3 separate regions of the Homo sapiens genome follow, and regions 1 and 2 are each linked to region 3. Evidence: chromatin loops called from intact Hi-C (ENCODE). Cell type or tissue: mammary epithelial cell. All regions are shown on one strand.

Evidence for each region. A loop is a pair of places that touch in the nucleus more often than their neighbours do. Peaks named below come from ENCODE experiments on the same cell type or tissue, not always from the same donor. Only the 100,000 strongest peaks of a DNase experiment are listed, where the experiment ranks them.
Region 1: a loop joins it to region 3, with 7 times the contacts of the local background. A loop is called at or near these places in 3 of 110 quality-filtered maps.
Region 2: it touches region 3 in a loop (4-fold over the local background); 3 of 110 quality-filtered maps call a loop at or near these places.

The regions. Positions count from the first base shown.
Region 1 is chr2:14,941,212-14,949,211 of GRCh38, reverse strand. It overlaps a transcript of NBAS not described here. Among named protein-coding and RNA genes, the nearest start is that of LRATD1, 310 kb to the right of the region's middle. In mammary epithelial cell, a CTCF peak has its summit at 3,942 (motif pointing right); no DNase peak of the experiment used is centred here.
Region 2 is chr2:14,899,773-14,907,772 of GRCh38, reverse strand. It overlaps a transcript of NBAS not described here. Among named protein-coding and RNA genes, the nearest start is that of LRATD1, 270 kb to the right of the region's middle. RefSeq lists a silencer at 3,725-3,774. In mammary epithelial cell, CTCF peaks have their summits at 636 (motif pointing right) and 3,786 (motif pointing left); no DNase peak of the experiment used is centred here.
Region 3 is chr2:14,424,971-14,432,970 of GRCh38, reverse strand. No RefSeq gene overlaps it. Among named protein-coding and RNA genes, the nearest start is that of LINC00276, 28 kb to the right of the region's middle. In mammary epithelial cell, a CTCF peak has its summit at 4,827; a DNase peak (open chromatin) is centred at 4,600.

The DNA of each region.
Region 1 (8,000 bases), 520 kb before region 3:
GCTTTTGAGATCTTACACAAAAATTATTTGCCAAAACCAGTGTCCTGGAGTGTTTTCCCTATTGTTGTTTCTAGAAGTTTCGTAGTTTCAAGTCTTAGTTTAAGTCTGTAATCCAATTTGATTTGATTTTTGTGTGTGGCAAGTTATAGGGGTCTAGTTTCATTCTTCTGAAATGGTTATTCAGTTTTCTTGGTATCATTTGTTGAAAAGCCTGTTCTTTTACCATTGTATGTTTCTGGTGCTTTTGTTGAAGATAAATCTGTAAGTGTGTGGATTTATATTTGGGTGCTTTATTCTGTTCCATTGATCTATGTATCTGTTTTTATGCCAGTGCTATGGTAATTTGGTTACTAGCTTTGTAGTAAATTTTGAAGCCACTTTGCAGTAAAGATGTGATGCCTCCACCTTTGTTCTTTTTGCCAAGGATTGCTGGGCTATTCCGAGTCTTGTGGTTCTGTATACATTTTAAGATTTTTTTTTCTATTTCTGTGAATAATGTCATTGGTATTTTGACGAGGATTGCATTGAATCTATAAATTGTTTTAGGTAGTATTGTCATCCTAACAATATTAGTTCTTTCAGTCCATAAGCATAGAATATCTTTTCAATTTTTTTAATATCCTCTTCATCATTGCTTCATGGTTTTCCTTGTATAGATCTTTTACTTCTTTGGTTAAATTGATTCCTAGGTATTTTATATTATTTGTAGCTATTGTAAATGGGATTGGTTTCTTGATTAATTTTTCACATTTTACACTGTTGGCATAAATAAATGCTACTGATTTTTGTATGTTGATTTTGTATCTTGCAACTTTACTGGATTTATCAGTAAAGAGATCAAGCCATAACAAAATGTCTTTTATTAAAAATATGCCCAGGACCTGATAGGTTCACTGCTAACTTCTACCAAACATTTAAGGAATAACTAAAATAAATTCTACTCAAACTCCACAAAAAGATGGAAAAGAAGGTAATACTTCCAAACATGTGGTGAGATACCAGCATTAGTGATATTAAAACCAGACAAGAACATAACAAAAAAGAAAACCACAGGTCAATATCACACCTGATACTCATCATCTGATGATCATAGATGCAAAAATGTAGACTATAGTTATCCTATTGATCTATCAAACACTAGGTCTTACTTTGTCCATCAAACCATATATTCCATCAAACCAAATTTGACTAGCAAACCAAATTCAACAATACATTGAAAAGATCACTCACCATGATCAAACTGGACTCATCCCAGGGATGCAAGAATGGTTCAACATATGCAAATCAATAATAATGATACATCACATTAACAGAACCAAGAACAAAAACCATATGATCTTCTCAATAGACATGAAAAAAGCATTTAATAAAATTAAACATCCCTTTATGATTAAAAAAAAACCTCATGAAACTGGTTATAAAAGAACATACCTCAAAATAGTAAAGGCCATATCTGACAAACCCTGAACAGGGAAATATTGAAGTTTATTTCTCTAAAAATGGGAATAAGAGAAGGATGTCAACTTCTACAACTTGTGTTCAACATAGTACTGGAAGCCCTAGCCAGAGCAATTAGGCAAGAGAAATAAAGGGCATCCAAATTAAAAAGGAAGAATTCAAACCAGCCATGTTTACAGGTGACATGCTCTTATACTTAGAAAAACCTAAAGACTCTACCAAAAAACCTGTTACAACTGATCTCTTTACTTGTTATTGGTTTAATGTCTGTTTTTAAAAAATTTCTTCATGGTTCAATCTTGGTAGGTTGTATATTTCCAGTAATTTATTTGTTTCTTTTAGATTTTCCATTTTTTGGCATATGGTTACTCCTGATAGCCTCTGATGATTCCTTGTATTTCTTTGTTCTCAAATGTTATTTTTCCTTTTTCATTTTTAATTTTATGTATTTGGGTCTTCTCTCTTTTTTCTTGGCTAGTGTAGTTTAAGCTTTGTCAATTTTGTTTATCTTTTTAAGAAAATCAACTTTTTGTTTTGTTGATCTACTGTATTGTTTTTTAGTCTCAATTTCATTAATTTCTGCTCCGATCTTTGTATTTGTTTCCGTCTACTAATTTTGGGTTTGTTTTGTTTTTGCTTTTCTGGTACCTTGAGGTGTACTGTTAGGCTGTTGATTTGAAATCTTTCTACTTTTCTGATATAGGCATTTATTGCTATAAACTTCCTATTAGAACTTCTTTTGTTGTATTTCATAGATTTGGTATGTTATATTTTCATTTTTATTTGTTTCAAGAAACTTTAAAATTTTCTTCTAATTTGTAATTGACTCATTGGTAGGTCTGGAACATATTTAACTTCCATGTGTATGTGAAGTTTCTGAGGTTTCTCTTGTTATTGATTTTTTTCCACTTTAGTCAGAAAAAATACTTGATATGATTTTTACTTTATTGAATTTGTTCCGACTTGTTTTGTGGACTAAGATATCACCTGTTCTAGAGGACATTTCATGCACTGATGAAAAGGTTTATTCTACAATAGTTGGGTAAATGTTCTGTAAATGCCAGTTAGGTCTATTAGGTCTAGTATAGTTTAACTCTCATGCTTCTTTGTTTCTGTCTGGATGATGTGTCCATTACTGAGAGTGGGGTGTTGAAGTCCTTTGCTCTTACTGTTTTGCAGTATACTTTTCCCTTTAGATTTTATTAGTATTTGCTTTATATACTTGGGAATTCTGGTGTTGGGTATATAGATATTCATAATTGTCATATCTTCTTTCTGAATTGACCCTTTTATCATTATATAGTGACCTTCTTTTTCTCTTTTTACAGTCTTTGATTTGTAGCCATCCCACTCCTGGCCTGTATGGTTTCCTTTGAGAAGTCTAAATTGGAGGTCTTTTATATGTTTTTGCCTCTTTTCCCTTGCCGCTTTTAGGATCATCTCTTTGTACTTGGTCTTTGAAAATTTGATTTTTATATGCCTTACAGTAGTCTTGTTTGGGTTGAAACTGTTTGGTATTCTCAGATCTTCCTGTCCCTGGATATTTATCTCTTTCTCAAGGTTTTGAAAGTTTTCTGTTATTATCCCCTTGATAAACTTTTTACTCTTTGCTCTTGCTTGATACCCTCTCTTCAACACCAGTAATTCTTAGATTTGGTCTTTTGAAGTAATATATATATTTTGAGACTGAGTCTTGCTCTGTCACCCAGGCTGGAGTGCAGTGGCATAGTCTCGGCTCACTGCAACCTCTGCCTCCTAGGTTCAAATGCCTCAGCCTCCCCAATAGCTGGGATTACAGGCACGTGCCACCACGTCTGGCTAAATTTTGTATTTTTAGTAGAGACAGGGTTTCACTGTGTTGGCCAGGCTGGTCTTGAACTCCTGGCCTCAAGTGATCTGCCCACCTTGGCCTCCCAAAGTGCTAATATTACAGGTGTGAGCCACTATGTCTGGCCTATTCTCTATATCTTGTTGGTGATTTTTATTTCTTTTCATTCCTTTTCTTTTTTCTCCTCTGACTGTATATTTTGAAGTAGCCTGTCTTCAAGCTAACTGATTCTTTTTTTTTGCTTGATCCATTCTGTAGTCAAGAGCCTCTAATTAATTTTTTAGTTCAACATGTACATTTCTCAGTTCCTATATTTTTGTTTGATTTTTAAAAATTATTTTAATCTCATTAAATTTTTATGATAAATTCCTGAGTTGGCTTTGTGTTGTCTTGGAAATCACTGATTTTCTTTAAAACTAAAGTTTTGAATTCTTGATCAGAGAGCTCATATATTGCCATCTTGTTAGTATGAGTCACTGTTTCCTTGCTTTGTTTCTTTGGGAGATCATGATTCTTTGTTTGCTGTTGTGTTCTGTGATGTAGGTCTGTGTCTGTGCACTGAAGTATTAGTTATTTATTCCAGCCCTCTCTACATGGCTTGTTTTGTTTTTTCCTGGATATATTTGCTTAGTGGTTCTTTACTGCTAGGTTGCTGCCTCCTGTTTGGCTCTAGGTGGCACCATAAGTCCGGGTTCGGCTCAGCTTCAGTAAAGGATTGGAGTGCTGCCCTTCCTGAATGGGGGAAGTCCCAAAGGGGATATTCTTGCACTGCTGGAAACTTGGCTAGGGGTTCCTGCCCAGGGATCCTGTGAATAAACCTCCGGCAGCTTGGTGCTGCTGAACAGCCACTCTGATTTGGCATCTCCTTTGGCTGAGTTACACAGTAGAGTTTCCAGGGATGGGGATGGTCGCCCTCCCTCTTCACTTTGTCTTTGCCTGTCACAGGGACATTTTTCCCTTCAGGCACTCATGATGCTTCTCCTGCATTACGGCAGAGGCAAGTGTCCTGCCAGGACACCCAAGATAGTGGGGAAAGTGAGATTCAGGTGGGCAATCACCATTTCCGGTATAGAAACTGTGAATTGGGTAAAAATTTTCTGCTCACTTGGTGCTGGGCAGAATGGGGGGAGGGACATTGTGAATGTGGAAGCCTGATTCTCTTACCATCTGTTCAGAGTTTTTTTTTTTTCTTTCACTTTTCACTTTCTGTGTCCCTGAGGACTGTCTCGTCTTCATATTTGAGTTTTGAAAGATTGCTGGTGATAATCTTGTGCCATATGTTCATTTTTTGATTTTCTGTAAGGGCTAGTGATGTCAGCTTGCTTGTATGCCACCATTTTGGAACCAGAAATCTCACTGTTCTTTTAATACCTTCATGGAAAGTGAACTCATATCACTGAAAGTCACCAAGGTTCAAGTCACAGCTGTATCAATGATGGGCTGTGTGATCCTGTGTATGCTTCTTACCAGTTGTGTCAAGGACGTGTTGGAGAAGAGTACCGACCTTGTAGGGTTGGGGTGAAAAATAAATGAGATACTTGAAGTGAAGCACTTTACACTGTGCAGGATTCATAGCAGGGATTAGCAGTTTTTTGTTTTTTTGTTTTTTTGTTTTTTGTTTTGAGACGGAGTCTCACTCTGTCGCCCAGGCTGGAGGGCAGTGGTGCGATCGATCTCGGCTCACTGCAAGCTCCGCCTCCCGGGTTCACGCCATTCTCCTGCCTCAGCCTCCCGCGTAGCTGGGACTACAGGCGCCCGCCACCATGCCCGGCTAATTTTTTGTATTTTTTAGTAGAGACGGGGTTTCACTGCGTTAGCCAGGATGGTCTCGATCTCCTGACCTCGTGATCCGCCCGCCTCGGCCTCCCAAAGTGCTGGGATTACAGGCGTGAGCCACCGCACCTGGCAGGGATTAGTAGTTTTTTTTATTTGGTTGAACGAATGGAGCAATCATCCTCATAGCTTCCTGGAGAAGCAGGGGGAACTTTGTGGACCAATGTGGTTCCTTCTTTGGGACTTGGTGAGATGGTGCCTACTCCTTGTTTGCTGTGCTTGCAAAAAAGGAATCATGGGGCTTTCTCAAATCCTATTGGAAAATAATTTACTTTGAGGTTATAGTCATGAAGTTTAAAAAATTAATAAAAATAGAAGCGATTCTATCAGAGACATAATAAAAGAAACAAAGTTCCTAAGAATCTGAACACCTAGGTTTCAATTCTGACTCCAACATTTGTGAGCTCAGGCAAATCACTACTTATATCTGAGACTCAGTTTTCACAGATGTAAAACAAGGGTAAGGGTTATTAATTAATAATAAAGTGGTCTTGAATATTTATGTACAAAGAACTGTGCTAATTACTGGAAGGTGATGCATTAATAATGTAAATTACCCTGAATGTTTTCTTCCAAATATTATATTCTGTGATTGTATGAATTTTCTAGGTTGACACTGCAATGCAATTAGGTAGCTTTTAGGAATTACAGTCAGAAGGCAATTTTACAGCAGATACGCTTTTTTATTTGTCAGTAAAGAAGAATGTTTCCAGCCTCTGGGTTAAAGTTAGGCTGTAACATGAAAATATACATGAAATTGGTAAGATAAAATTATTAGTGGCTCTTTTAGTTCTGCTCATGCATGGAATTAAGGGGATAAAGTGGTTCTTTGATGCAGATGTAGTAAAGCTTGCTACAAGTGTATCCGGTGGCCTTTCATTCTGAAGGTTTTGGTGAGTCATTGAGAGTCCCTGATTAGGAACATGACTAGAAGCTTTGCATTAGAACGGCTCATTTGATAATTTATGCATGTGCTTCCAAATTTGGAGGGCAAAAGCCTGGGGAATATGCTAATAGCCTCATGCTGAGAATGAGGAAAGAGAGAACATGCTGTTCATTAGCCATAATAAAACCATAAGGAGACCCACCTTTGCGTTCCCTTTGCTGAGGGAGGTATATTCAGAGAAGAAGGCAGATCTGCAGAGAGGTCCCTGGCTCTCCTTTTGCAATAGTAGAAACCAGGTCTTGCCTTTTATTATGGGGCTTGGAGTCCAAAGAAAAGGACTACACTTCTAACAATACTTTAAGCATAGGTGAAAGTCATTTTTCTCTACAGATTGAGACTCAGCTGTGATGAGTTGAGCCTCTACTATGTGCTTGGGCCAGGCCTGACTAGACTGTGTAATATCTTCCTTTCTGTGGTCCTTGGCTTCTCCTTGTGTCAATAGGGGGTTTAGGCTTTAGCTGTGACACTCCACCTTTCCCCACAGGGAGTGGGAGTTAGAGTCTGTATTAGTCCATTCTCTCATTTCTATAAAGGAATACCTGCAATTGGGTAATTTATAATGAAAAGAAGTTGAATTGGCTCATGGTTCCACAGGCTGTACAGGAAGTATGATGTTGACATCTGCTTAGCTTCTGAGGAAGCCTCAGGAAACTTACAATCACAGTGGAAGGGGAAGGGGGAAAAGACATGTCACATGGCTGGAGCAGGAAGAAAAGAGTGAGGGGTGAGGTGCTACATAATTTTTAAACAGATCTCATGAGAACTCACTATCATGAGGACAGTACCAAGAGGGGTGGCACTAAACTACTCATGAGAAATCCACTCCCATGATCCAATCACTTTCCACCAGGCCCTACCTCTAACATTGGGAATTACTATTTGACACGAGATTTGGTGGGGACACAGACCCAAACCATATCAGGGTGCCTTCTAGATAACTGGCAGCTCTTGAATACCAATACAAAATTATCCTGAACGAGGTAGAATAGTTATTTTGGCTTTAGCTTCAACTCTCTGATAAACTTTTGGAAAATCACCCTTCTTTCTAGACCTCAGTTTCTATATTGTAAAATAAGGGGTTTGGAAGAGAATTTCTAGAACCATCGTGTCTCAATTTGGTACTCAACGGTTTGCAGTTGGGAATACCTGAGAAGCTGCTGGATATGTTCCCAACTAGTCTGAGAAAAAGCAAACCTACCCATTGGAGAAAAGAAGCAATGAACATTGTAACTCATCCTCCAACCAGTAGAGAGCCTCCCCCTCTTTCTCTGTGGGTATTATGTTTGCATATTGAAGTCAGTCAAGAAAGCAGAGACCAGAATAATCAAGGATGTGGAAGGAAATGAAGATGCTAAATCCGCAGTCTGATAACAATCTGTGGCTGAAAATAGGAGACCAATTCCTAAGACAAAATCAGCAGAAAATCTCAACAATCAGATAATTTGTCGCTATGACAATTGGGTTTAACAATCTCCTAATTGAGTGTAGTCCTCTGTGGGAGCGGGTGACACACAGCAGCAGCCTGAACAGCAGTCACCCTGTTTTCAGTGCTCCGGGAAGTATTTTGAGCCCGTCAGCAGACCATCCATCTGCTCTGCCTTCCTCCTTCCTGAAAAGTGCATCTGCAAGAAAGTCCAGGGCTGGAGGCCAGAACGGATGCGTTTGAAGCTTCCAGGATTCCTTTCCACTTAGATGAGGTCAGCAATTTCTGAAAAGAGCTCCCTGTTCTTTCTTGGAGTAGGAGCAAATGCTTTTTGAAGCTTTCAGAGGCCCACATGTAGAGGCTCTGTCCAAATGAGCTACACATACACCCTCCCAGCATTGCTCTGGGTGGAAAAGAGGCTTGTCTTTCTCCAAAAGCCTACAGAGATAGTCATATAAACATAGATCATCTGGAATTTCCACAGATGCCTGGACTGTTATGGAAAGAGTGTA
Region 2 (8,000 bases), 470 kb before region 3:
AGCAAGGTGAATGAGACAAGGTCTCTGCCATTGACTTAAAGATACATAAATGATAAGGCTGAAAGCCAGAATGTGATTATTGTCAAAAGAAATAGTCAAGGAAATATCTTCGTAATTTTGGCCACGGTGGAGGGAGGCACTCGGGAAGAAGTTGCCAGAAGTCATTGCATTCAAGCCTTGCCTAGAAGGAAACTTGGAAGGTAGGAAAAGAACTGCTTGCCGTTGAACATCTGCTGTTTGTCTCTGGATGGTGCTCGCTGCTTCATATGTATTTTGCTATTTAGCCTCATTGACTTCTCACAACAGTGGAGTGATGTACCAAAGAGGAAATCAGATGCTGTGTTCTCTCTGGTGTTGCACAATGTGTGTAGAAAGAAGCCCTGTGCTGTTTTGCCCTGGGTTTGTGTTTATGTGAAGATGTGCTTCCTTCAGACGCAGTGAAGTGCTTGAGTAAGTGCGTTGCCAGAGCTCCCATCTTCCGAACAGAGGACACCATTTTATTACGTAAGCCTCTGTGGTGGAGCAGGATGAACTAATTACCAGGGTGACAGCTGGGGACTGCAATTGCAGGAGGCTGGCCCAACTAGAGACTCCACTCTCTCACTAGAGGCCAGTAGAGGGAGTAAATCCTTTCTACCCCACAGCAGCCAGGGCACTAGTGGGCCAAAGATAGTGGTGAAGAAACGCAGGAAGCAAATGCATTGGGTACAAGGCTGACATTTTAATTTCATTCCCAGGAAGTGGGCGACAGGCATGGACACCTGCCTCTCAGGAGGTGTAAGAAGCATAGCCTCTGCTTGAGGGATTCAACTCGAAGTCATTTGACAGTAGGTTTGGGGGAGAGAGGACAGGAAGCAGACTGGAATAGAGGAAATACGCCAAACTTAGGCTGTGTCTCTTGTCGTCAATATTAAATAATGGGCACCCTCGACTTTGTCTTCTCAGATTTGGCAGAAAAAAATTATTTTGTGCTTTTATTAGGGGTTTTCTCCACGTTGAGGACTGAGCTTGGAATCGCAACATCAGAAAAATCGGAGAATAATGGAGAAAGCACTGAGCCCTGAGAGCCAGGCCATTGGGTCTTGTTCTGCCCCAGATTCTGGTGGGACATTGGGCAGCCCATGCCACCCCCAGGGCTTCTGCCCCTGTCGAGTTATCCCTCAGAGCTTCAGGACTCCAGAATTCCACAACTCTCTAGGGCAGAGCAAGGCGGCCTGGGTAGGAACAATAGCGAGTAAAGGTGGGTCCCCAGGAACAGCGTGTGCCTTTGAATTCGGGTTCACATCACAGGCAGAGGCAGCCTTTCCGTGCCTTCAGTAGCTGAGCCAGTGCATTCAATTAGAAAGAGAACAGACTGAGGGGTCAATGAGATGTGAGTGTGAATCCTGGCTCTGCCACTTACGAGCAGGCTATTTGATCTTGCTTATCTTTCTTTTTCTCACCTGTAAGTGGAGAAGCCTGCAAAATAGAGATAATAAGCACCTACTGTTTAGAGTTACTTCTAGGATTAGATGAAACACGTAGACACAAATTGTGCACAGTGCCTGCCAGAATACCAGGTGTTCAATTAAGGGTAGGTACTGCTGTGGCGGTGGCTGCTGCTGCCGCTGCTACTATTAGTACTGTTGCTACTACTACTACTACTAATACTACTACTACTGCTGCTGCTGCTGCTGCTGCTTACCACTGCTGGAGTGCCTACTGTGTTCCAGAAATTGAATTACGGAGTGGGAATAAAGTGATGTGTTAGGAATATTCCTTGCCCTTGGGAAGCTCCCGATTTGATAATATTGTACAGACAAGCGTACTCATCAGTGTATGCAGCTGACTGTGACACAGCCTATCACATTGAGACAAAGAAAGTGCGCTGAGAGTTTAGAGATAGAAGGTGTTTTTGAATGGGGCATTGTACAAGCCTCCTTGGGGAAGTTGCCTTTGAGCCTCGATGGGATTTACATAATGAAGGCATTGTAAAGAAGAGGCAACCCACCCATTCAGCAACCACCCTCTATCCTTACCTCCCTGAACACACATGGGTCACGTGTGGCCTGCAATGCTTTCATTAGGATGAATCTTATTTTGATCTTCCCAGATTACAAACACTTCAACCAGGTCACTTTTCTCACATGGCATTCAGTTCAAAACACATGAAGGAGGCAGATAAATAGGTCATCGGCATTTGACAGATCTTGTTTATTTCTCTGTTGGCCAGGCTATTTGGTTACTTATTCCCTGAGGAGTCCACAGAGAGCAAGGCAGGGGCACCAGAGAGAGTTGGGTTGTTGGCCCAAGTCTCCCGCAGCCACCGAGCGGGACAGCTGGGCACAGGAGGCACTGAGCAGCATGTGGTTCTCTGCTCTGGTTTTATGGTTCCATGTCTGGGTTCTTCAACAATTTACTTTTGGAGTCTTCAGTTAGTTCGTTCATCCATTTGTTTATTCAACAAACATTTACTGAGCACTCACTAGAGTTACTCCATTTAATAGGTTGCGCACAGTGATGGTTAATATTAGATGTCAACTTGATTGGATTGAAAGATGTCTAGATGGCTGGTAAAGTATTTCTGGGTGTGTCTGTGAAGATGTTGCCAGAGGAGATGGACATTTGAGTCTGTGAACTGGAGAGGAATACCCACCTTCAATGTGGGTGGGCACCATCCAATCTGCTGCCAGTGCGCCTGGAACAGAGCATAAACACCTACTGTTCAGAGTTACTTCTTTTTTTTTGAGACGGAGTCTCACTCTGTCGCCCAGGCTGGAGTGCGGTGGTGCGACCGGCTCACTGCAAGCTCCGCTTCCCGGGTTCACACCATTCTCCTGCCTCAGCCTCCCAATTAGCTGGGACTACAGGCGCCCGCCACTGCGCCTGGCTAATTTTTTGTATTTTTAGTAGAGACAGCGTTTCACCGTGTTAGCCAGGATGGTCTCGATCTCCTGACCTTGTGATCCGCCTGCCTCGGCCTCCCAAAGTGCTGGGATTACAGGCTTGAGCCACCGCGCCCGGCCTAGAGTTACTTTTAGGATTAGATGAAATACGTAGACACAAATTGCGCACAGTGCCTGCCAGAATAGCAGGTGTTCAGTTCAGTGTATACAGCTGACTGTGACACAGCCTATCATACTGAGTCACAGCTGACTGTGACACAGCCTATCATACTGAGTCACAGCTGACTGTGACACAGCCTATCATACTGAGTCACAGCTGACTGTGACACAGCCTATCATACTGAGTTACAGCTGACTGTGACACAGCCTATCAGCCTGTCATACTGGAAGAAGGTGGGATAAGCCGACTTGCTGAGTCTTCCAGCCTCCATCTTTCTCCCGTGCTGGATGCTTCCTGCCCTTGGACATCACAATCCAGGTTCTTCCGCCTTTGGACTCTTGGACTTATATCAGTGGTTTGCCAGGGGCTCTCGGGCCTTGGGTCACAGACTGAAGGCTGCACTGTCGACTTTCCTGTTTTTGAGGTTTCTGGACTCAGACTGAGCCATTACTGGCTTCCTTCTTCCCCAGCTTGCAGATGGCGTATGGTAGGACTTCACCTCGTGATCGTGTGAGCCAGTTCTCCCTAATAAACTCCCTTTCATATGTACATTTATCCTATTAGTTCTGTTTCTCTGTAGAACTCTGACTAATACACATCCCTTGCCCTCTTAGAGCTGGTGGTCTAGATGGAAAAGAAAAATACAGATAATTATAAAATGTGAAAACACAAAATGAGAAATGCCCCCGTTTCTCTGAGTGTCCAGAAGGGAGCGCCTCGCCCAACCTAATGGGGTAGCCTATGGAGGGCGCTCGATGCCGCCCCCTGCAGGTGGTAACCGGCACTTCTCCTGGGTCTCCTCTTTCCATTGCCCTCTGCCTTGCTGGGCACGCCTCCCCCCACCCTCAGGCCCTGCTGTGTCTAACATCCCATCAGGTGTGACAGGGGGATGGGGGGGACAGGCATGCTTCTCCCCTGAACTTCGATTTTCTCAGCTGTAAAAAGGCAATGTTGAGCTCCAGTGTTGACTTTTGCTCCCCGATTCCTTTGAAACCATGATTTTGATCATTATTCTGCTCCTGTGAAAACAGTTGTGTGGTTTTTGTACTAACGTGAAAGTTTTCCTCAAAGTGTCTCGTTTCAGTTCTAGTGAGAAGCTGGTTCTGGGGATAGTGATACTGCCAATGTGGCTTTAAGATTCTCCTCCACCCCCTATTGTTTTCTTTTCATGCATTTCAGTGAAAGGCCAATGACAGGTACTCCTTCAAAGTGGTGGGAGTCACATGGGAGCAGCTTTTCCTGAAGTGCTGGGCCAGGTCCACTTTGTCACCTGGGGGTGTCTTCTGAACACACAAGGCTGTTATCAACACTCTTGGAAAATACTTTATATGTATTTTTCATTTGGCTTTACCAATTTCTGGTTTTTATTTTCAACATGTTTCTTTCTTTTTTTTTTTTTTGCAAAGCTTATTTCACAAATTTAAAAAAGTCTGGATGTAGCATGTAGAGATCCTGTGACATTCAGAAGATGCTAATACTGACTGAATTTAACCATCTTCTGCAGATGGAATTGCTTGTATTATCATTAAAAGGCTTGGCCACCACTAGAAAATGGGTTGCAAAATATTGTGGTTGGCCCTTACACGCTAGGACACCCTGGAGAGGCCAAGACACTGTATGTAGAAGGTCTTGGTTTGTTCTCTTATTTTTTCATTTTTTTTTTTCATTCATCAAAGCTTCTTGCCACAAATTGCCTTTCACTGGGATGGGTCTTTGCCATTGGTTCAAACTGTGCCTTTGCTGTCTCTCTTCTTTTAGCCTAGCTTTTATCATGGGCTTACCCATGTGACTGCCTATTCTTTGGTTCCCTGACAGAACATTCTCACCTTGTTTATTTTCCTCAGAATGGCCAATGTGCTCTAATAATAACTATTTGTGTGGATTTTGTTGGAACCCCTTCTTCTCAGACTTTCTGGCTTTGAGATTCTGTGTATTTGATTAATTACCTACCAATTCCAGTCTGAATTACCTCCTTATAAACTTATTACCATTTTTCGATACTCCTCCCCTTTTCCCAACCTCCCAGAAGCTCAAGTTTCAGTCTTGTGTTGATGATTATAATTTTGATCAGGGAATAGGTCTCATTGCCAATGAGCAAAATTCCCAGGCTGACATTTAAGACAGGAAGCAATGCTTCAGACCATCTCCCTGGCCATTTTCCAATGTTTGCACAGATATTCTACACATGGGTCTACATATACAGAGCTTCTCTCTGTGTGTATCTCTCTGTTTTTCTCTCTCCTTCTCTCCTTACTTCCTCTTACAGGAAATATTAGACATAAAAATGTGAGGATTAGGCCAGGTGCAGTGGTGCAAATCTGTAATCCAAGCACTTTGGGAGGCCAAGGAGGGTGGATCACTTGAGGCCAGGAGTTGGAGAACAGCCTGGCCAACACGGTGAAACCCCATCTCTACTAAAAATGCAAAAATTAGCTGAGTATGGTGGCGCATGCCTGTAATCCCAGCTACTTGGGAGGCTGACGCACAAGAATCACTTGAACCCGGGAGGCAGAGTTTGAAGTGAGCTGAGATCATGCCACTGCACTCTAGCCTGGGTGACGGAGTGAGACCCTGTCTCAAAAAAATGAAAGAGAAAATGTGAGAGTTGGAAGGGAAAAAGGGATGATTGCTATACGAACTAAGCACTCCCATTTTACAGAAGAAAGAAGAAAATTCAGGAAGCTTGGGAGGTAGTCACAAGACAGCTTGAGTGACTCATAAAAGCTCAGTGGTGCATTTTCTGGTGGGAGGCTGTTATCGCGAGAGGACAGCCAGATCCCATGGGTGTTTCCAAGCATGTCACTGCTGTTCCCAGCATGTGCTTTCTTGGGCATTGTCCAGGGTCCATTCCTGCTTGTGGAACTGTCCTTCCACAGCACATTTAGTCTTTTTTCAAGGTCAATGTTTTCAGGAGCCATCACTGAAGGAGAGAGCTAACTCTAGTCTGATTCCTGGTAGAGATGAAACTTGTGAGGGCTGTGGGCTGTGTATTTAAAAATGATGAATTAAGTTTAATGAATATTTCCTTACTAGATTTCTATCCCTATTAAGTATTTTGCAAGATTTTTATTACTTCCTAAGAATCTAAGTTATTTCCCCTCATTTTTCTTGCAAAGGATGAGTTCAGTATTTCAGCTGTTCTCATTTATTGTTAATTCTCTTTTCCTCGTCATTTATTAGAAGATCCATTTTTCTCTGTGGTTTATCTTTTTATCCCTTAAAGTGTTTATAAAATCCTCTTTAGCTCTTTTACCACTTAAAAAATTACCCTTCCGATTTTTTTTTTTAAAATTACCTGAGTCTTTCTGGTTTGGCCTTTAGCTGAAGAATAATCAAATTTTCTCCTTTATTCTGATTCTTTTTTATTACTAAACTCCTTTAAACTTATAATTTTTTGAACTCTCTCTGCTAAAGCTATAATGACAGTTTCTATTTTTACCCAGTCTGGTTGGAATGGAGCTGCAATTCCATTTGATTATGGAATATACTTTTATTGAGCACCTACTAACTAATCCATGTGAAGTGACTGTCACAGTGCCAGGCACACAGTTAGCACTCAATATATGCTGACATTATTGTTATTTCCAGGCACCATGCTGTTGACCCTAGGGTTACAAAGATGGACAAGAAATGAGCTGTGCCTGTGCTTAAACCTGGCAGTGACTTTCCCTCACCTCCATGGGAATTTCAAGTCCTTAAGATAGACCCCAAGGCTGTCAGTGCAAGTCCCTATCTTGTGGACCTCAAGTATCAGCCACTACCCCCGTAGCCATATGGAATTACAAACTTGGCATAGATATTCAGGTTCAAGCCTTTGCAGATGGTTAGTATGGAATGATTTCCTTTTATTTCCTTAATCCAGTGTCACCTCCTTTCACAGATATTTCCTGATGCTGTGTCTCCCCTGAAGTTCTTCTGCTTCCTTTGTGCTAGTTACTATGCCCTGTGCATACTTTGTTCTTGAACTTATCATGCCTTGTGCGACTGCTGAAAAATTTCTTTCTCTCCTTCTCTTAAGAATAGGACTTCACCTTATTCAGATCTGTATGCTCCAGTGCCCATCTTGCCATTCAGAAAAGTTTGTCAAATTAATACTGGGCATAATGGAGTTGTTATTTTAGAAGTAATGAACTTATTGGGTGATATAGAAGAGAAGGAATTCTTTATAGGTGCGGAGATTTGGGAAGGTTTCCTGGCATTTATAACCAAACCATAACCAAACCATAAAGGATGAATAGAATTTCAGTGGTGAAATTTCACAAAGTAGGACATAGCAGATGAAAGGAATACCTGTACAAAAAAGGCAAAAGTGGTAAAAATCTCAGTTTCCTTTTTTTTTCTTCTTGGAACAGAGTAAGCCTTTTAATACAGCTGAAACAGGCACATTTAGTGGGAAAATTGATATGTCATTCATGCCTTTTTTCTGTCTTCAAATATTTGTTGAGCATGCTTATGCATCTTGCACTGAATACTTAGAAAGGTGGAATGGATCATGGAAGGCGTGTTTAATATTAGGCCAGGGAGTCTCATGGTGAGAGAGAAAAGCAGCTGAGCAAATGGGTAGGTCTTTTTCTTTCCTGAAGAATTGGCTAGAACCAGTCAAAAAAAAAAAAAAGCATGTGACTTAAAATCGACTTCGGAACTCTCATTTCCATTCTTTCTAACCACTTTTTGGATGTCCTTTTGTTCTAATGTTATCTCCCCCTCCCCTTTTATAACTGCTCTCCTGGAGCATCTAGCAATAGTCACTGATCACTGATGTCTTAGTAAAGATTCTATGAACCCTCTCTTTCTTGTAAGCCAACTTTTACTTTGTGGAATGAATTACTTTGCTCCCTGAAAGCAGTCAGCAGGTGAGAGAGCCACAAACTTGTAGATGTGTTTCTTTTCTTAGGCTCCTGAAATCATGGGCTCCAGGTGGCCCGTTTCCCAGGGTAAAAAATAATTTCAGGAGC
Region 3 (8,000 bases):
TTACATTAGTTGACATTTGATTGTAAGAAAGAGTTTCTCTCTGTTAGTTTATGTATATATTTACTTATTTATTTCAGTATACACTTATGGATTTATATTATATTAAACAAGTTACAGTCTATTTTTATCTTTATTTTAATACTTAAATTATCTCATAATTAGCCAGCAGAACACCTTTCAAGCTGACCCTGTGCCTGTTTGACAAACCCTCATCATTTTGTATTTATGCTTTTCCCTTTAACATAATAAAATATTCTACTTTTGTTCTGCACTGTTTATACTGCATCCCTCTAAATCAGCCATTTTTCCATAGAACATTAGTAAAGAATGACACTTAGAAGTCAAGATTTGGGTTCTTGACATGCTCATTGCTATTGAGATCCCATTGCTTATTGACATTTTCAGCAGACACACTAAGAAATAAATATATTTATACACATACACATACACAAGCACACACATGCCTATGTACATATACACACAAGTATATGAATATTTACATATGGTTATATCTTGTATGTACACACCATACATATTTAGATATATCTCTATAACTATTAATCTATATTTTTTATTGGAATTAGAAGTATTGAAGCAATCCTAAGAGTATAAAAATATGTAGATATTATATATGTATATTACATACATATACGTTTAAATCATGAGTATGTGTGTATAATTTATATAGCATGAGTTTCCACCAACACCTCCAATTCCAATCCAAAAAAACACAAGAATTATCCTAGTCAAGTCATTTGAACTTCCTTCTGTAGTGAAGAACATAGCTTCCATTATCTTTACTTACATGTTCATTCCCTCTTTAGGTAGTCAGTATATTGACCCCACTGGCTGCCTCTTCAGCCACAGACTCACAAGTCTTGGTCACTGTCCTTGGTCCCGTTTCCTCCTTGACCACAATTCTATATACCTTTCCATCCCCAGCCTCCCCTCCACCCCCAGCTGCCATTTGGCCCTGGCTTAGCCAAGATTTGGTAACCACCACTGCCTCATGGAAAGGTCTGGATGGGAGCCAATAGTTAATTCTTGAAGAAAATCGAAATGAAAAGCAGACAGAGCAAGAGAGAAAAAGGAGTATCAGCAGAAGTATTTTTGATTCAGTGTTGGGCTTAGATGTTTTTCTAAATTGTTAGAGCTTAATTGTGTTCTTTCATCAATTTAATCTAACCAAAATAATTTAAGATTGGCTAAATAATAGACTTTAATAAGTGTTGGGTGCTAATCATTGCTTTAAGTTTGAGATAGAGAAAATGGAAAATGTGGTAAAAAAAAAAATGTGCTCAGCATGAGTAAAAGAAGAAGGAAGTAATATTTAGTGACCATCTACTCAAGACTAACCACTTTTCATAAAGTTTTTAGTTATTATCAGTCTTGATATTAATAATTTCATGTAGCTATCATTATTCCCATTTTAGTGATAAGCAAGTTAACTTCAATTAACATGCCTTTCATACAACAAAGCAAATGTATTACTTTGGCTGATTTGAACCTAGATTTGTCTGACTCCAAAAGTTTGCTTTTTTTTTCTCTATTTCTACCATTCTTACTCTAAAGGATTGCATGTCTAACTCATAAGTAAATACAAGAGTTGGAGTATTAATAATGTTGCCTTGATTAAAGATTGGCACGGCCTCAATGTCTAAAGAAGGTTGGAAAATCAGAAGTCGTGAAGACAGAAAGGATGTGTTGAGTTTTGAAGTGTGTCAGAGGTATTTGGGGTCACCTTTGAAAAAAGATCAGGGACTGCATTTCCTGGCATGTGGGGAAAGAGGAGTTATTTCTAGCTATGTCCAGCCAGAGGCAAAATCTTTGCCTTTGGAGATAAGGATTTTTTTTTGTAACTGCATATTTCTTATAATAGACTAGATTTTAATGCTGGAGCAATTTCTAATATCTAAGCAAGAATTGCTTATTCCAGGTTGGCTGGTTGTGATACCTGTGGTGTCTTTCCCATTAAAAAGTATTTTTCATGTAACCCAGATGTTCTGTTCTCAAAATCAATCCACAAAATAAGAATACATTTCATATTTAATAGCAAAATTATGATAACTTGAGAACTGCTGGCCTAATGGTTACCAATTAGCCTTCTTAAACTCTCTGAGCGTTCTCTGGGGTGCTAACTCATGTGTGAAGGAAGGGGCCCCACATTTTTCCACTGAGGATGAATTTTCATCTCATCACTGTCAAATAAAAAATCCAGACTTAGTAAAGAGATACTTTATTCAAAAGAATATTAGAAGAAGGAGAAAGGGACTAGCAAAATAAGGAGAACTCTCTGACCATGTGATTACCTAGGGAACAAGCATTTTAGCCAATCATTTATGAAACAATGGGAATTTGGAGTGTCTGTGTCTTACCACATGTAAATAAGATGGGCATCCGTGAATCATCAGAGTCATATGGGGAAGGGTGTTTCTTTGCAGTTAGCTGTTTTCCAGAACACAAAAGATTAGGTGGAGTACTTCTTAGCCATCCCTGTTTTACAGCAGTTTTCCTCAACCTTTTTGGCACCAGGGACCAGTTTTGTGGAAGACAGTTTTTCCATGGACATGGCAGGTGGGTGTGGGATGGTTTTCAGGATGAAACTGTTCCACTTCAGATCATCATCAGGTGTTAGTTTGATTCTCATATGGAGCATCTGGATCCCTCCCATGTGCAGTTCATGGTAGGGTTTGCACTCCTATGAGAATCTAATGCCACGTCCCTCTGATCTGACAGGAGGCTGAGCTCAGGTGGTAATCCTCACTCGCCCACTGCTCACTTTCTGCTGTGCAGACCAGTTCCTAACAGGCCAAAGACTGGTACCAGTCCATGGCCTGGGGGTTGGGGACCCCTGTTTTACAGGAGCTCAGGGCTCAGGCAAATTTCAACATTGTCACTATGTTTGGACTGATGCATGATCACTGTGTTGCTGGGCACACTTGGCTCCTGGGGGTGATGCTGCTCTTGCCACTGCTCTAGGCCCCAGAGGCTGACTCTCCTCCTGTCCACACACCTTCCCAAGTATGGAAGAGAAATTTCCATTGATTCAAGGTGCACAGCTGAGGTCAGGCTTTGCATTTTAGTAAGAAGTATATTGAAAGTTTGGAGAAGAAGGACAGTACATCACAGAGAACAACTCAAAACAGTCACATCTGGTCATCGTAATTTTAAGTCCAAGTTTAAAGCCAGACTACACTCTAGTTAAAGGTGCAAAATGCGAGTCTTCATTTCCTGTCCCAGCATCAGCCTTTTCACAAGATGATACAATTGAATTGTCCTCTTACTTAAGATAAAAATCCAGTCTTAGAGAGTAATCTTGCCTTTGGACAGGCACCAAGTGAAGCTATTAATATAATCAACCTAACAAGACTACACTCCACAATGCCACATATGAAGTGTCTCATGTCCAGTCAATATTGAGCCTCATCTTATTCTTTTCACAGCACCTTTTCCAGGATAAGAGAAAAATTATGGTGTAATAGCCTTCACCTTACTAAAGTCCTTTCCATCTCAGTGTGCTACTCCTGATACCATCTACCCAGAAAAGAACATACAAAACCCTCTAAGAATAAGAAATTATTTATAGACGCCATAGTCTAAACCCAGACAAAATAACATTCATTTTCACAGAGACAATAAAAAATATTTCCCAGAATATTCTGCTTTCACCTGGTGTCTCCCAGCTGGGTCAGTTCTGTTTATCTTTCCAGACTCAGGTTAAATATTCTTTCCTCACTTAAATTCATCCTAACTCCACATTTATCGGTCCTCTTCTTACAGATCCTCATAGTACTTTTCACTGACTCATTGTCCTTCATACATTTATCATCATTAATTATTTGTGTAATTGTTGCTTATTTTTTCTGTCTCCTGTAGTAACTGGTGAACACCATTAGGAGTAGGTCAGACTTTTTAACACTCTAACTCTCCTGGCATAGAGAGGAGGTTCCATAAATATTTGAGTGAAAATCTGTAGAGAAAATCTTTGATAAAAGATACATCTCATTTTTATAGAGGAGAAACAGAGAAGTTCTGGGTCTAAGACATCAGTATTCAGGTGGAAGATGACCTCTGGCTTCCTAAAAACAGCAAGTAAGACCTAACTTATATTGCATAAATATATGGCATGGTTCTGTGTTTTCTGTTTTTCCCCAAAATAAAGTCATTACCTGCCTTAAAGGTAAATTAAAGTCTCCACTCTTGAGTAGTTGAGAAAATATGCAGGAATCTACAAAGTGGCAGTTTTTTCAGCTTCTATACCCAACATGATATTTAAAGTAATAGCTTATTCTCAGCCAGGGTTTGAGGTTATGTATGTTATTTTCAGAACTAATGATGTATAGTGTAATGTAGTGTAATTTGAGCTCTTCAAATGATAATACCTGTATTTATACTGTGATTTACCATTTTCAAAGCAATTTTACATTGGCTCATTTAATCTTCATGAATACTTTTTGAGGGAAAATAATAAAAAAAAAACTTGTACACCCATTTTAGAAATGAAGAAACTGCAAACCACATCCATTACCTAACTAACCCATGACCACACAGCCAAGAGCAGCACTGGGACTCCAGCCCAGTTCTCCTGACTTTAACTCCAGCATACTCTCCGTGATTCTCTGGCTGCTGAGTCAACAGCAAGGCGACTTGGCCTATTTCTATCTTAGTTTGAAATAGTTTGTGTGTCTTTGGCCTCCTTTTCAAAATGAGAGCCATCAGTTGGGTTTATCTCAAAGTGAATTTTGTTCTTTGGCACTGGACCTTCTTTTCTAAAGGATAGTCATATTTGGAAAGGATCTCAGCAGTTATTCAGTCCAATGCAACACCCCCACCATGTGGCTGTCCAGCCTAAACTTGAATATTTGAAATGATGGAGAACTCACTCCTTTATACATGCCCATGTATATAAATGTTGGCTTGAGATTTATGACAACTCATGAGATAAATACTACAATTATTTTTACTTTATAAAAAAGGGAAACTGGGGCACACTGAATTTAAAGAATTTGCCTAAGATTACAAATCTAATAAATTATAGACTGAGGATTTGGCCCCTGTCAAGCTAACTCTAAAGCCTTCTTGCTAAATGGCCATAGTATGCTGCCTGTGTATCTAGGTAGTATATCTCAACTGTTTCAAATGAGAGTAAAGCCTTGCAAGTATTCTGATGCCAATTTGAATGCACATAGACGTGTGTCCAAATAGATGGGGATTAAGGAAAGGAACACATTATTTAGAGATTTTGGTTTTGGCTTTATTCACACAACTTGGCTGTGGCAGTGCAGGATTCATCACATCCAAAGGAAATGTATTGGCAAAATGCTTCCTTCTTTAAATGCTCCAAACCATTCCATGGTGATTCTGGAAATTATCCCTTTTGGTTTAAGATAGTAATTAAAATCAAGAGTGGAGATCTAGTTTCATCCCAAACTGTATTTAAATTCAGAGGCACACCCTCCAGCCCTGTCTTCAATGTATTTATCTTTAAAACTGAACGTGAAGTTCAGAGTACACAAAGAATATCTTTATATTTCTCAATATCTGATTCAGCTTGGCTCATGATCCACCCTTTTTTTTTTTCCGGTGCAGAAAACTAAATCTCACAAGTTAAGGTAAATTTTCCAAAATCTAATCTCATTTAAGTAACTACTTCATCAAACCCATTTATCTCAGTTCCTCCCGCTTCCTTCTTTTTCCTGTGGCAGTATCAGGGTTTGGAAGCTCTTGGCCTGGAGTGGGGACAGGGTAGGATGGGAGGTGGGCATGTAGTCCCAGCCCATTGTGTATTTTTGCAGACCACTACTGAGCTGTGTCTCATCCTGCCAGGTCTTGATCATCAGCCCTGCTCCTGAGAGAGCTATATTGTCTGCTGGCCTGATTCACCATGGTCTCCAGTTGTAACATACTCTGTCTCCTTCCTATTCCAACCTGGAGGGCTCTTCTCATCTGCTTGCACTTCAGACACTTTCAGATGCTCCCCTGTGACAGTTGGCACTGCAGGAGACTCAAAGATAGTTTCTTCAGGTCTTCCTGTAGCTGTTGCTGCTCTACCCAGTAGCTAAGTGGTTTGTGATATTTGCAGGCCATAGCCCAAGGAGAGAGAAACTTTCTCAGCTTTGAGATCCTCTAAACTTATTTAAGGTTTTCTTTTCTTTTTTTTTTTATTATACTTTAAGTTTTAGGGTACATGTGCACAACGTGCAGGTTTGTCACATATGTATACATGTGCCATGTTTGTGTGCTGCACCCATTAACTCATCATTTAACATTAGGTATATCTCCCAATGCTATCCCTCCTCCCCCCACCCCACAACAGGCCCCAGTGTGTGATGTTCCCCTTCCTGTGTCCATGTGTTCTCATTGTTCAATTCCCACCTATGAGTGAGAACATGCGGTGTTTGGTTTTTTGTCCTTGCGATAGTTTGCTGAGAATGATGGTTTCCAGCTTCATCCATGTCCCTACAAAGGACATGAACTCATCCTTTTTTATGGCTGCATAGTATTCCATGGTGTATATGTGCCGCATTTTCTTAATCCAGTCTATCATTGTTGGACATTTGGGTTGGTTCCAAGTCTTTGCTATTGTGAATAGTGCCTCAATAAACATACATGTGCATGTGTCTTTATAGCAGCATGACTTATAATCCTTTGGGTATATACCCAGTAATGGGATGGCTGGGTCAAATGGTATTCTAGTTCTCTCTACCACCCTTCATTCCCAAGGTTTTGACCCCAAAAATGGAGCATAAAGTAAGTCTCCCCCACCAACTCTCACACACGGAGACACACTTACATCTCAATCCCAAGCTATACCCATCACCCATGTTTAATGCAGAACTTTTTCTTATCATTTCCACACATGGTTGTTGTACAACTCTTAGGTCAGCAATTTTCCCTTCCCACTCCATGGTTGGTAGCTGAACTCTGTATTCTCAGTACTAGAGTTCTTAAAGAGCTAAAAACAACAGTGACAGTGACAAAAGTCTCTTTCAGTTTCAAAGTTGATAAAGTCGGATACCAAATGAGGCTTTTTCCATTGTTTTGGAATTTTGGCTGAAACCCCAAACCTGAGAACAAAAAGTACCCTGAAATTTTAAATAGAGAACAAAGTTGCTGCCAGTTACCTCTTCCAGTGCTTACTGAGAGGTTACCAAACCCATCTTACAATCCCTATCCTTCCCTCCTCAAACAACCTATGCAAATAGGAGCCTAGGAATTCCAAGGAAATTGGTTAAAGGACATGAAAAAATTGTCGGTAGTAATCATACTTGAAGCTTTTCTATTTTCATTGTTCAGTGATATGGAAGGGATTCTCCAAAAGAATTTCACTTAGAGAGATCTAGGGTGTCAGCAGGAAAGAGAATGGGATCACCCTCTCCAGGTGGATGTTGCTGAGCTGTAAAATTCATAAGTCATAAGTGCAGTGCAGCACATCAGAGTATAGTACTATGAAGCAATTCTTAGGAGAACTTATTACAGGTGGTCTGGTAACCATAGAATATGGTGCATGCTTCTAGCTCAGCAGCAGTAGGTGGCTGGAGCAACACTGTTGGGAGCAACTCTGTTGGGAGAGCAAGGAAAGAGGCAGTCAAGGGAAGACTACCCTTTGCTGTTTGGTACAGCAGGATGTTTGAGAGTGGCCCAAATGGATACTGTGGAAAGTAGCTAGAATCAAGCCATCTTTTAGTTGCCCAATAGGGTGTGCTTTGGGGCAAAGGGAAGCCAGCAGAATCTGTGAAATGTGTTCCCAGGGGCAGAAATGGAGGTGAGAGGAATTGACTAAAGGTCCAGGTGTCAATGTCAGGAATCTGTGCAATGTGAGGTTATCACAAGGATTCTGGAAAACCCAGATGCTTTATCTGGAAAGAATAAGCATGTAGACATCTGCTGCACCGAGAACATCACTGGATAGTCAGCACTAGCCTGAAGAGACCATGAGAGCAGGACCTGAGAAATGAAAAATATTTTTTTTCCCCTTTTTGAGAAGAGCCTAAAGAGGT